Regions from separate parts of the Homo sapiens genome. Here region 2 is linked to region 1. A link is an interaction called in ENCODE POLR2A ChIA-PET data of the cell type or tissue named here. Cell type or tissue: HepG2. All regions are shown on one strand. Links, peaks and the distances in the headings refer to the core of each region. The heading gives the core; the rest is flanking DNA.

Evidence for each region. ChIA-PET counts read pairs that join two places held together with the same protein. Peaks named below come from ENCODE experiments on the same cell type or tissue, not always from the same donor. Only the 100,000 strongest peaks of a DNase experiment are listed, where the experiment ranks them.
Region 2: POLR2A ChIA-PET joins it to region 1 with 11 read pairs; 3 of 35 experiments call an interaction of 5 or more read pairs at or near these places.

What each region holds. Positions count from the first base shown.
Region 1 is chr14:53,611,660-53,617,044 of GRCh38, reverse strand. All of the region lies in intron 2 of LOC105370504 (a long non-coding RNA gene), which reads right to left. LOC124903316 (a long non-coding RNA gene) reads left to right here and starts at 4,663. Exons shown (of 2, transcript XR_007064176.1): 1 at 4,663-5,385. It also overlaps the pseudogene RPS3AP46. RefSeq lists enhancers at 2,989-3,088, 3,109-3,208, 4,164-4,273 and a silencer at 4,594-4,643. In HepG2, for the core only: a CTCF peak has its summit at 3,088; DNase peaks (open chromatin) are centred at 1,594 and 3,034; H3K4me3 peaks cover 2,499 bases.
Region 2 is chr14:53,940,473-53,945,857 of GRCh38, reverse strand. No RefSeq gene overlaps it. Among named protein-coding and RNA genes, the nearest start is that of MIR5580, 5.3 kb to the left of the region's middle. RefSeq lists enhancers at 1-42, 383-1,827, 1,506-2,132, 2,133-2,760. In HepG2, for the core only: no CTCF peak of the experiment used is centred there; DNase peaks (open chromatin) are centred at 2,187 and 2,527; H3K4me3 peaks cover 881 bases.

The DNA.
Region 1 (5,385 bases), core at 312-5,311:
TTCCTTTGCCTTAGGTTAGGACAACTCTGAGGCCTGATGTATAATTATTGACTTTGCCTGCAGATTGGGCAAAAGATGATCGAATTTGTCTGTGATTGTACACTCCCTTGGCTTCCTCCTTCCCCTCACCTCTGTGCACCCCTCCCCACTACTTTCCCAGTTTCCTTTGGGAATTTCCTCATTGTGATGGTTAATATTATATTGAGTGTCAACTTGATTGCATTGAAGGATGCAAAGTATTGTTCCTGGGTGTGTCTGTGATGGTGTTGCCAAAGAAGATTAACATTTGAGTCAGTGGACTGGGAAAGGCAGACCCACCCACAATCTGGGTGGACACAATCTAATTGGCTTCCAGGATGGCCAGAATAAAAGCAGGCAGAAGAACATGGAAAGACAAGACTAGCTAAGTCTTCTGGCCTTCATCTTTCTCCCATGCTTGATGCTTCCGGTCCTCAAATATCAGACTCCAAGTTCTTCACCGTTTGGACTCTTGGACTTATACCAGTGGTTTGCCAAGGGCTCTCTGGCTTTTGGCCACACACTGAAGACTGCACTGTTGGCTTCCCTACTTCTGAGGTTTTGGGACTCAGACTGGCTTCCTTGCTCCTCAGCTTGCAGATGGCCTATTGTGGGACTTCACCTTGTGATCATGTGAGTCAATTCCCCTAATAAACTCCCCTTCATATATGCATGTATCCTATTAGTTTTGTCCCTCTAGAGAACCCTGACTAATACATTCATAAACACTTTAGCACAGATCAGAGGGTCTGCCCTAAGACACCACTGCTCTGATATTTACACTACACCACTATGGGAACCAAGAGGAGTGACTATATCCATTTGGGGCAGTTGGCATAGCATTCCCAGAGAAAGTAATATTTCTGGGTTATAAGCAGAGGTCTGCCAAGATGGACAAGTGGGAAGAAGAGCATTCCAGCTGAAGAGAATGGAACACACAAAAACACAGAAAAAGGAAGGTTAAGGGCAAGTTGAAGGATGGAGAAACAGGTTGGATAGCCGGAGCCAAGGGTAGAGGAGGCAAGACCTGCAGTAAGTAGGAATCCTCAGGCCAGGAGAAGCACCTAAGAGTATTAAGGGAGATAGACCATGATCACCTTTATCTTTTTGATTCAGCAAATACTTACTGAGAGCTTACAATGAAGGTAGGAAACCAACCTAGTCACTTGGGGGATATTACAATGACAACCACTAAATACATGTGCATATTTAAATTTAAATTAATTAAAATTAAATTTTAATTTCCCAGTCACACTAGCCACATTTCAAATGCTCAGTAGTCACATGTGGCTAGTGGCTCTCACACTGGTTAGTGCAGGTATCGAACATTTGTATCACTGCAGAAAGTTCTATTGGATGGTGACAATCTAATCACAGGAGGGGATAGCTATTCACCTTCCATCTAATTTTTCATTTTATGTGGCTATTTCCTTTTTAGTCTTTTTAAAAAGTTACTTCTTCTGCCTGTCCCTTTTAGTCAGAAGAATCTGAGGATTCTTTTGATGGCACAGTGGGGCGGCTGCACAAGCACCTGCATTGGGCAATCAGATCATAGTAGTGGTTGTCAAAAGATTGCAAAAGGGATTGCAGAAATCCCTTTGAAAATGCACGTGGTCTTTTATGTATTGGATGAGCGAGATATGCTCACACCTGCCTAGAGAATCCAAGTAGTGGGGTCTGCCTGCCTCAATCTGTTCACCTTATTCATTCTGAATGTGTGTAGCTCAAAGCATGTCCTCCCAAAGCAAAAGAATATTTACAAAAGAGACACAAACTGAATTCCTCACCTGGCACTCTGTCATTTCCAGTGCCACACAAATGAAAGTAAACCAGCCACTAGCAACAGTCATTTCCGAAATCCAGTGGGAAATTTAAAACTCATGATTTTATATATTTTACATAATAAATTCATAGGAACTGGAATTTTATTTGAAGAGTTGTTTCCTTCTGCTTCTTCATCTTCCATTTGATTACAAGAACCAACCAACCAACCAACCAACCAAGTTTTTACTGATATCCTAGAATAAATCTATCAAACAGAAACACTGAGCTGTGTTTAATCAGTGTCACTGCAGAGAAATTTAAACTTAACACAGTACAAATCATAATAATTATGCATTTAAATACTAAATTCACCCTAAAGAGGCAATTTAGTATTTAACTGAGAAAAGAACAAGTGTCTCTTTATTCCTGGTATGGTACACCTTTCAGGTTTCAAACAAATACCACCCACTTTATAAAAGCTCTCCTCGTTATCATAATAACAAGAGGAATTATAAGAGAGGAAAAATGCTATTTTTAAAAATAAAATTTCAACTTTTATTGACCGTGATGCCTGTATCAACAGCTTAACCCAGTCTGCTTTATATGACTTTTAGTAGCCAAATAAAGTATAATATTTTTTAAAAGCTTGTAAACACTAGTAGACCAGTTCTTAAAGGCCTGGAACAGCTACATGAACCAGAAGCTACATAGAAAAGAGATTGTATTTTTTCTAAGGCAGAGAAGGTGTCATTGCAATCAATAAGATGTCTTTTACAGTTTTTCTTCTTTTGGTGTGTGTGTGTGTGTGTGTGTGTGTGTGTGTGTGTGTGTGTGTGTGTGTGTGTGTTTAGGGCTTGGTTAATTCTATTGCCCTTGCACCTGCAAGCAAAAGGGTACAGAATATTCCCACTCTCCTTTTTCTCTAATTCTACAAGACTGAGGAAGGAACAGCGACCAAGCTCTTAAAGTTTTCCAGCTGCTTATAGAGAGGTGGGTTGTGTTCCACATTTTACTCTTACAGCCCTGCCACCAGATGAAAGGAAAAGCATAAAAGCATCAGCAAAGCCTGGACTCTGCTTTTCCTGCTCTAACATGCCATCAAATAGAGACAGAGCACTCGACTGATGTAGGCATTCTGTTGTTCGTATTTGCCGAGTTCAGCTAAGAATGTCTGAGATCAACAGGTGGCCTTGCTAATGGAACAGATTCACTCATTGTTTGTGTGTTTAATGAATCATTGAGTTACTGATCAACAGTGAGCAATGGAAGCTGTTCAAACAGAAAGGAAGCCCAGCCGTGAGGTGGTGCTGCCAACACACTCCTTTGAAGCTCGGCTGGCCCCTGTGGGGAGTGCAGGAGGCTGGGGGTCTACTCCCTACGGTTCCCAGAGAAATGGTAGCAAGAAGACGGTGTTATTTCTAATTGGATGATGAAAGTCAGCCTAGGGGACAGAGACCAAAGGGCCATACGTAAGAAGAGGAGGAAGTGAAAACATCTGAATCAAAGGTTGAGGTAAAACTGAGAGACAGTGTTTGCAGTGAACCATGCAGTAACCTTCATCTTGCCCCCTGGTCTTCAGGAAACAAGCAAGTGGGGAAGGACCGAAAGAGGTAAGAAAAAAGCAAAGCTGAAGATGCAGATGCTGATTTTTTTTTACAAAGAGTTCATAGTACAGTGGAAATTCTCTGTCATTCTGAGAGGCGGGGCTGAACTTCATTGTGGGATTCCTAAGTTACACCAAGCCTTGCCTGTGAGTGGAATTGACTTACGGTAGACTAGAAGTGTAATTAATGAGATGTGTTTCTTAAATTCCCGACAAATAATATGTTTTATTTGTCACCATTAAAAGTTTGAATTTTTAAACAGATTCTCGGACTTTTATCCATCAGCTTGTTTAACGTTAGCATCTGTCTCACCCCAGTAGCTTTTCTAGAACCACTACCTTCATCATGAGGCTCCCTAGGTTTTCCCAGTTCAGAGTTGGGCATCTTCAGCTTCACTTTTCTAATGAACACATTATAGAGAGGATAACTAGATTGGCAACCCTCTCCTATGTCTTTCCAGCGCTTTCTGCTATCAATTCAATGGCCACTTCTTCCAAGACATCCATCTGTACCTCCTAGGTCGAGATTTCTATCATCTTCTTTCAGGCTTGGCAGGCCTATAGTTGCTCGGTGTAGGAGGTCATCAGAATCTGATTGTTGCTTTTTCTTTTTTTTTTTTTTTTTTTTTTTAGTAAAACCAACACAAAAGAGATGAAGCAAATAACCATCAGTAGCTCTGACATTAACGTAAACTTCATACCTGGTCTGACACTTTTTAACCATGGAGCACATTTTTTCGTGGGTGAAATCCCTGCCACAGAAGTTGGTCAGGCAATCTTCACCCTAAATACCTTCAGTAATGAACTTGAATTTTCTAAATGCAACCTCATTGTTCTGTAGATCAACAAGGCTCACTTCAAAAAAATGGCTCAACCACTTTCTCCTTGGATCCCTTTTCGGCACCTTTTGTGGGCTGTGTTTCTTTGTTTTTGTTTTCTGTTTTGTTTTGTTTTGAGACGGAGTCTCACTCTGTCGCCCAGGCTGAAGTGCAGTGGCGCGATCTCGGCTTACTGCAAGCTCCGCCTCCCGGGTTCACGCCAGTCTCCTGCCTCAGCCTCCTGAGTAGCTGGGACTACAGGCGCCCGCTACCACGCCTGGCTAATTTTTTGAATTTTTAGTAGAGACGGGGTTTCACCATGTTGGCCAAGATGGTCTCGATCTCCTGACCTCATGATCCACCCACCTCGGCCTCCCAAAGTGCTGGGATTACAGGTGAGCCACCGCGCCTGGCCTGTGGGCTGTGTTTTTAAAAGGGAGGGGACGTATGAGAGATATGACCAAGTGTGGTCTGGTGGGGAGAGCACTGTGCTATGGGTTAAGCAGTGTGTGTCTTAGTTCCAATTTGGCATCTATCTTTGGAGCACCGTTGGTCCCATACTGTCTGTGGCAGAGACTGGCTAAGCTATTCATCAAACCTGTGTCCTTTTTTCCCAACACAGCTAAACCTGGTTCTTAGCCTTTCTGAGAGTCAGATGTGTCCATGTGACAGGTACTGACCACTGGACTGTGGACAAAAGTCAGGTACTTTACAATCAGGTCTGAATCAGGTCTGAATCCTCACCTTGAGCTGGATAGTGATACCTAAGGCTGGCCATGAAGATCACAGAGCTGTCAATCTTGGGTCCCCTCAGACCTCAGGGTGGCCAAGCAGGGTCTGGGGCAGCTGGAGTACCTGGTCTGGGCACCTCAGTTGTAAGAAATCTCCATTTACCCTACTGTGCTAACTCCTTCTACACGTGCCATGAAAACTGAAAAGTAAGGCAATTTCCCAGTGGACTCTGAGATTGCTTCCAGTCCTACCATCCTCAGTTGGAAGCCATTTATACTCTCATCCACCCTCAACAAAGATAGAAGGATGCTCTTCCTGTGCATTCAAGATCTCCTGGGGGAGGGAATGGGACTTTGCTTCCTCCTATTCTCCCTCAGAGATAGAGATGAAGGGGAAAATATAGAAAAGAAAGAAAACAGAATGTCTGTCATAGTCCACTAGCCAGTTAAT
Region 2 (5,385 bases), core at 57-5,056, 330 kb before region 1:
TTCAGGCTTACCTTGTGATACAAACTAGCACAATTCTGAAAACTATAACTGGAAATTAAATTCAGAGTGGTTAGAAATGTGGTCTAGGTGGGATTGCAAGGATCTCATTTCCCTATGCATTTAGCACCTAATGGCAGAATAAATAAACAGAACTGCAATGCTCACCAGTGGAGAAAAGTGGCTGATTTTAGGAAAAATGTCAAATTGCTCTAATGTTAAAAAAAAAACACACAGAAATTATTTTGAAAAAGGAGTCAAAAGTTCAAGGTGTGCAACTTTGAGTCAATTCTAGAAAAAAATCTAAAATTTTTTTTCAGCTTGGAAGCCATTTGAAATTACCATTCATAAGTCACTTTATTTAAAGCATTAACTGCAGCAAGTTCCAGTTGTTTCTGCTTTCGCTCGCTCTTCAAAATATTCTTTATAAACTAAGTGAAAATATAAAAGTTATAGTATGCTGTTCAGAACAAACAATTCAGAAAATACTGTCGGATTCCAAAATGTTTACCTCAAAAATGTGAAATTTGAGGAAAAGAAGACAAGATGGAAGAATAATTTGCTGCGTTGTGTTACTAATGAGAATTTCTGAAGTCCAGCTTTCAGTCAGTTTTGCCACATTTTCTAAAGAAAAGATCTCATTGATCTTTTAACTTTTTATAGCTTGATTTCTAGCAAAAATATTTTTAAATGACTACAAAGTTCCCTACCCCAAATCCTGGAACCTGGTAGCCTGGTGCAAGTAGATTCTAGTTTTGCAAAATTTCATTACTGTTACTTTAGCAATATGTTTTTTCCAGTTTTATTAACTGAAGCCCTCATCAGCAGATAATTCTCTAAACAGTCTAAAGCACACTGATTGAGATTTTAATTGGCTAGACTCAATAGTTTAGTCCTGTAATTATTTCTCTCTCCCTAAGGTACCAGCAAGTGATTCCATCCTGCATATAGTTGTCCATGATTGGGTTAAGAAAATGTACAACTGTGTTCAACTCAAGCTTCATGCTGATTTAATCTTTTAATCCTTGTCATTTGGTTTTCAAAGCAGTTTGTTTCTGAGGTAGGACCTAGGCAAAGAGGCCAAAGATATGGACCTTACAAGAGAGAAAGAGATGAGGGGTGGTATGGTTAAGGCTACACCCAATGTTCCCTGAATTCATTTATAATTCAAATGTAGAAAAATGTCTATCTTTTGAGAACTGACTTATACACCTTCTTTGATTGGTCAGTAAAAGCTACATAACCCAAAGTGTTAACTTAGCTCCAGAAAGCTCAGACCCAAGCATTTAATGTCCAATTGCAATGTTTCCTTCCAGCTGGATATACACAACTTTTTCCTTCTATTGTTTCTAAAATGTAGTAAAATGACATTCAGATTCCTTTTTGAGAAAGCGAGTTTACTTACAATCCCATCCTCCTAAAACAACTACTTAGGTTTTTGTTTTCTTCTAGTCTTTGTTCATATGTTTATGTTTTCCTATAGCGTTTGTGTTCTGTTTTTCTTAATTTCGGATTAATATTATAACCTTAACATATGTTAAATCCTAAATGTATGGTTTATACATATGTCAGTGTGGATCACCTCCACTCCTTTGTGAGAAAGTTGGCTGGGTATAAAACTTAAATGTTTAACCTCAAGCAATTTTAAGCTGCCTGGACATAGTATCAGGGCTGTGGGCATCATGTCCAAATCTTATTAAGATTCTTACTGACTTCTTAAGGCTCAGCTTAAGCATTGTGGTCCCAGTACTAAACAGAATGCTCCTTTGTGTGATTTAAGTATTCTGAAAAGTGGGTTACCTGACATCCCAGGCTCAGACATTTTTGTTGACTGAGCACATTGGAAGACTTGCATCCACACGATTTGATCAACTTGGGAATATATTCCTTCCCTGGAGAAAGTCAGTTGCAACCTGGGGAAGGAAGGACATGCTTAAAAGGTCTCTGTCTCATGCACTCAGAAGCCACTGAGTTGAGCAATTTCCTATTTGACTCAATGTGCGTCTCTCATTTTCATGCTTTGATTTTTTGCACTGGTTTTCTTGGTAATGAAGGGTAGTGGGAAAGGGAGGCAGAATTATCTAAATACAGTAATTACCAAATTGAAACCTATTCAAACAGCTAGGTTACTAGGTTCAGACTGACCTTGACACTTTCAACCTTCAGATTCCAGTTGGTTGGGGTCAGCCACAAATGTCGAGTTGCTGAGTGATTTCCACATGCTTCTTTTGTGTACCTTAACAAGGGCAGACAAAAGATGTTTTTCCAGTGGGACTCACTCTTTATGAGGCCTGACCCTCGAAGGAGCAAATTAATCTCAGGCGATTTTGAGGTTTTAGGGCACTAAGAGAATTTTTAGAGCATGGAGAAGTAATTTGTTCAATGGTGCCTTAGAAGAGTTAATTTACCTCCAAAAGGTGAGTTCCTTTTACTATCCTGAGTCTTTTACTTCCTCTGAGATCAGACTTGTTATTTGCATAGCAAAGCATTCCATTTAGCTCGAGGGAGGGGGTGGGGGATTGTTAACAAGGAAAGTCACTTTTCCCACGTCTTTCAAAACTCAGCAATGTGGTAAGTGGGTTTGATCAACCTTTCCCCTCCCCTAAACCCCAAAACGTCAGACTATTTTGCTCATTATCTATCTTGAAATTGACCAGGTTTTCCGGATAGAAGAGTTGTAGGATTTAGTATATAGCTGCTGAGAGGACAGTTTTGCTAACATTGTTTGTTTTGGCAAGTTAGTGTAGACTTGCAGGTGAAGACTCCAGAAAAGCAAACAGCAGACTCCACCAACATCCCTCTTCCCCTTTACAGGCATCACTTTTTATTTTTAATAAATCAGGGAGGTGCTTTTTAATAGATTCGTGACACTTTGCATGGGAATTATACACATTTACCTTGGTATTATGTTTCCCACTTGGCTGTCCTGCTTATTCCACCCAAACTCATCTATGCACTTAAATCACAGTCTCTGAGGGCCTACACTGTGTGTAGGTTATTGTTTATTTGCTTGTCACTTAGCAATTCTCAAGAACTAGCTCATAATTTATTTTAACCAAATATGCTCCACCTTAGAGACCCAACACTGTAAATAAAGGGGACTTTTCAGCATTCTAGAAGATTGAACAATCCGGGGTCCTAATTAGCATGGAATCAACTGGTAGTTACTTTTAAGTGTCTATTCTTTCCAAATTGGGAGATTAGTCACAGGGATCTGAGGGAAGAAACTGGACGTTTAATAAGCCCTATTGATAAGAAGGGGCAATTGTAAAAATACAAAAGTTTAGCTGCTGGAAGATAACCTTACATTTTGAGCATTTGTGGGAGAATATAATTCTAGCTATATCTCCCTAAGATCACTAATGTTATATAACAAGTCATAGTGACCCGAAGAAAAGTAAATTTAGGAAAATGTTGGCGGATGGGAACAGCAAGCAAAACAAAATGGTCTGTGGTCTATTCTGCATTATTCAGCCCATTGACAAAGTTTCTAGGCTTCTCTAGGAGAAGCAGGGCTCTGTGTTCGGTATGTGATGGGGTAGGGGAGAATCAGGAGGGGTCTTCTGTTTTCCCTAGAATAGTTTACAGTGAAAATGTATTTAGGTTGTATATCTATAATTAAATATAGAATTTTGACAGAATTTATCTCCCCTAACAGAATTTTAAATAGCGAAGTTTTTACTAACATAAACATGCATTTATAAAGAATTCATTCCATGGAGGAGAATGAGAGATGTTAATAAGTACAAACAAATTAATTAGAAAGAATGAATAAGACCTAGTATTTGAAAGCACAACGGGACGACTATAGGCAATAATAATTGTACATTTAAAAATAACTAAAAGGGTGTAATTGGATTTTTGTAACATAAGGGATAAGTGCCTAGGGGGATGGATACCTCATTTTCTGTGACATGATTATTATGCATTGCATGCCTGTGTCAAGACATCTCATGTACCCCATAAATATATATGTCTACTATGTACCCACAAAATTTTTTAAAAAAGAACTCATTCTATCTCTGTGTTATAATGCTGGGAAAGTTTTTTGTTTTGTTTTGTTTTGTTTTAAAGATATGGATATGTACATAGACAAAAATCTGGCCATTGGTGGGAAAATTATATTATAATGAGAAGAAAATGCTTCCTAGGTTAATTTAATGCAACACTAACTAAAATTTCTTTAAACATATTTAATGGAACTTGAAAGATAGTCACATGGACCAACAAATGGGGAAGAATATGTCCCCAAATTTTAAGGTAACAATAGTCTCCTTGTCTTGGCAGATGTGTACAAAATGACAATTTTTAAAAGTCTTTGTTATTAGGTTATCATTAAAAAAATAGATCAGTGGATAAGCAGATAGTTCAGAAATATATTTAAAATACGATTAGAATTTAACATCTGACACACTAGGAGCAAGACAGGCTTATAAGAATTACTAAGAAATGATACTTGGTAAATAGATAGCATGCAAAAGTGATTTAATATAGATGTGTATGTTACACTAAACTTCAGAAATGTCTAAACATATTAAAGAGCTAATCATATTTTTAAGTATAGGAAGCTCTATTTTTAAGTATGGGAAAATTGAATTGCCTAGTATCCAAATCTATCAAATAAACACACACATTCAGACTACTTATGAAATTGAGGGTGTTATCAGAAGTTTAAAGAAACTAGGTTTGATAAGTAGAATTTTAAAAAAAATTATAGCAAAATGTAATAAAAACAAATGTAAAAAGCAAAAACCAGAGTATGAAACATGATGAGTACTTGATAAATATTTACTATAAAATGTATAAATTATGGCTATAATCCCAGGTCATATGAAGATTTACAGTTAAAGTAACAACAGATGCTCTAGACCAGATGTTGGCAAACTTTTTCCATAAGGGGCCAGATAGTCCATATTTTAGGCCTTATGGATCATAGGCCTCTGTGGCAACTACTCAACTCTACCAGTCCTAGCACAAAACTGGTCATAGAGAGTAGTAAACAAATGCATGTGGCTGCGTCCCAGTAAAACTTTATGGACACGGAAACTTGAACTTCATATAATTTTTGCTTGCTGTGAAATATTCTTTTGATTTTTAAAGACTGTTTAAAAATGTAAAACTATTCTTAGTTCACAGATGGTAAAACACAGGTGGTAGGCTGGATTTGGCCTGAAAGCTATAGGTTACCAGCCCTTGCTTGTTTTTGTTTTTGACCTGTGTAACCCAACGCATTTTCCTTGAAACAACAGTCTCAAGAGCTCGTTTCTGAAAAAAAGGATGTCATGATGAAATGTATTTGGAAAATGCTGTGATCTGTATTACTGACTTGAAAATTTACAATGAGCATTATATTTTAAAGTTTTCGAGAAATCCCATAGTAAGAAACCT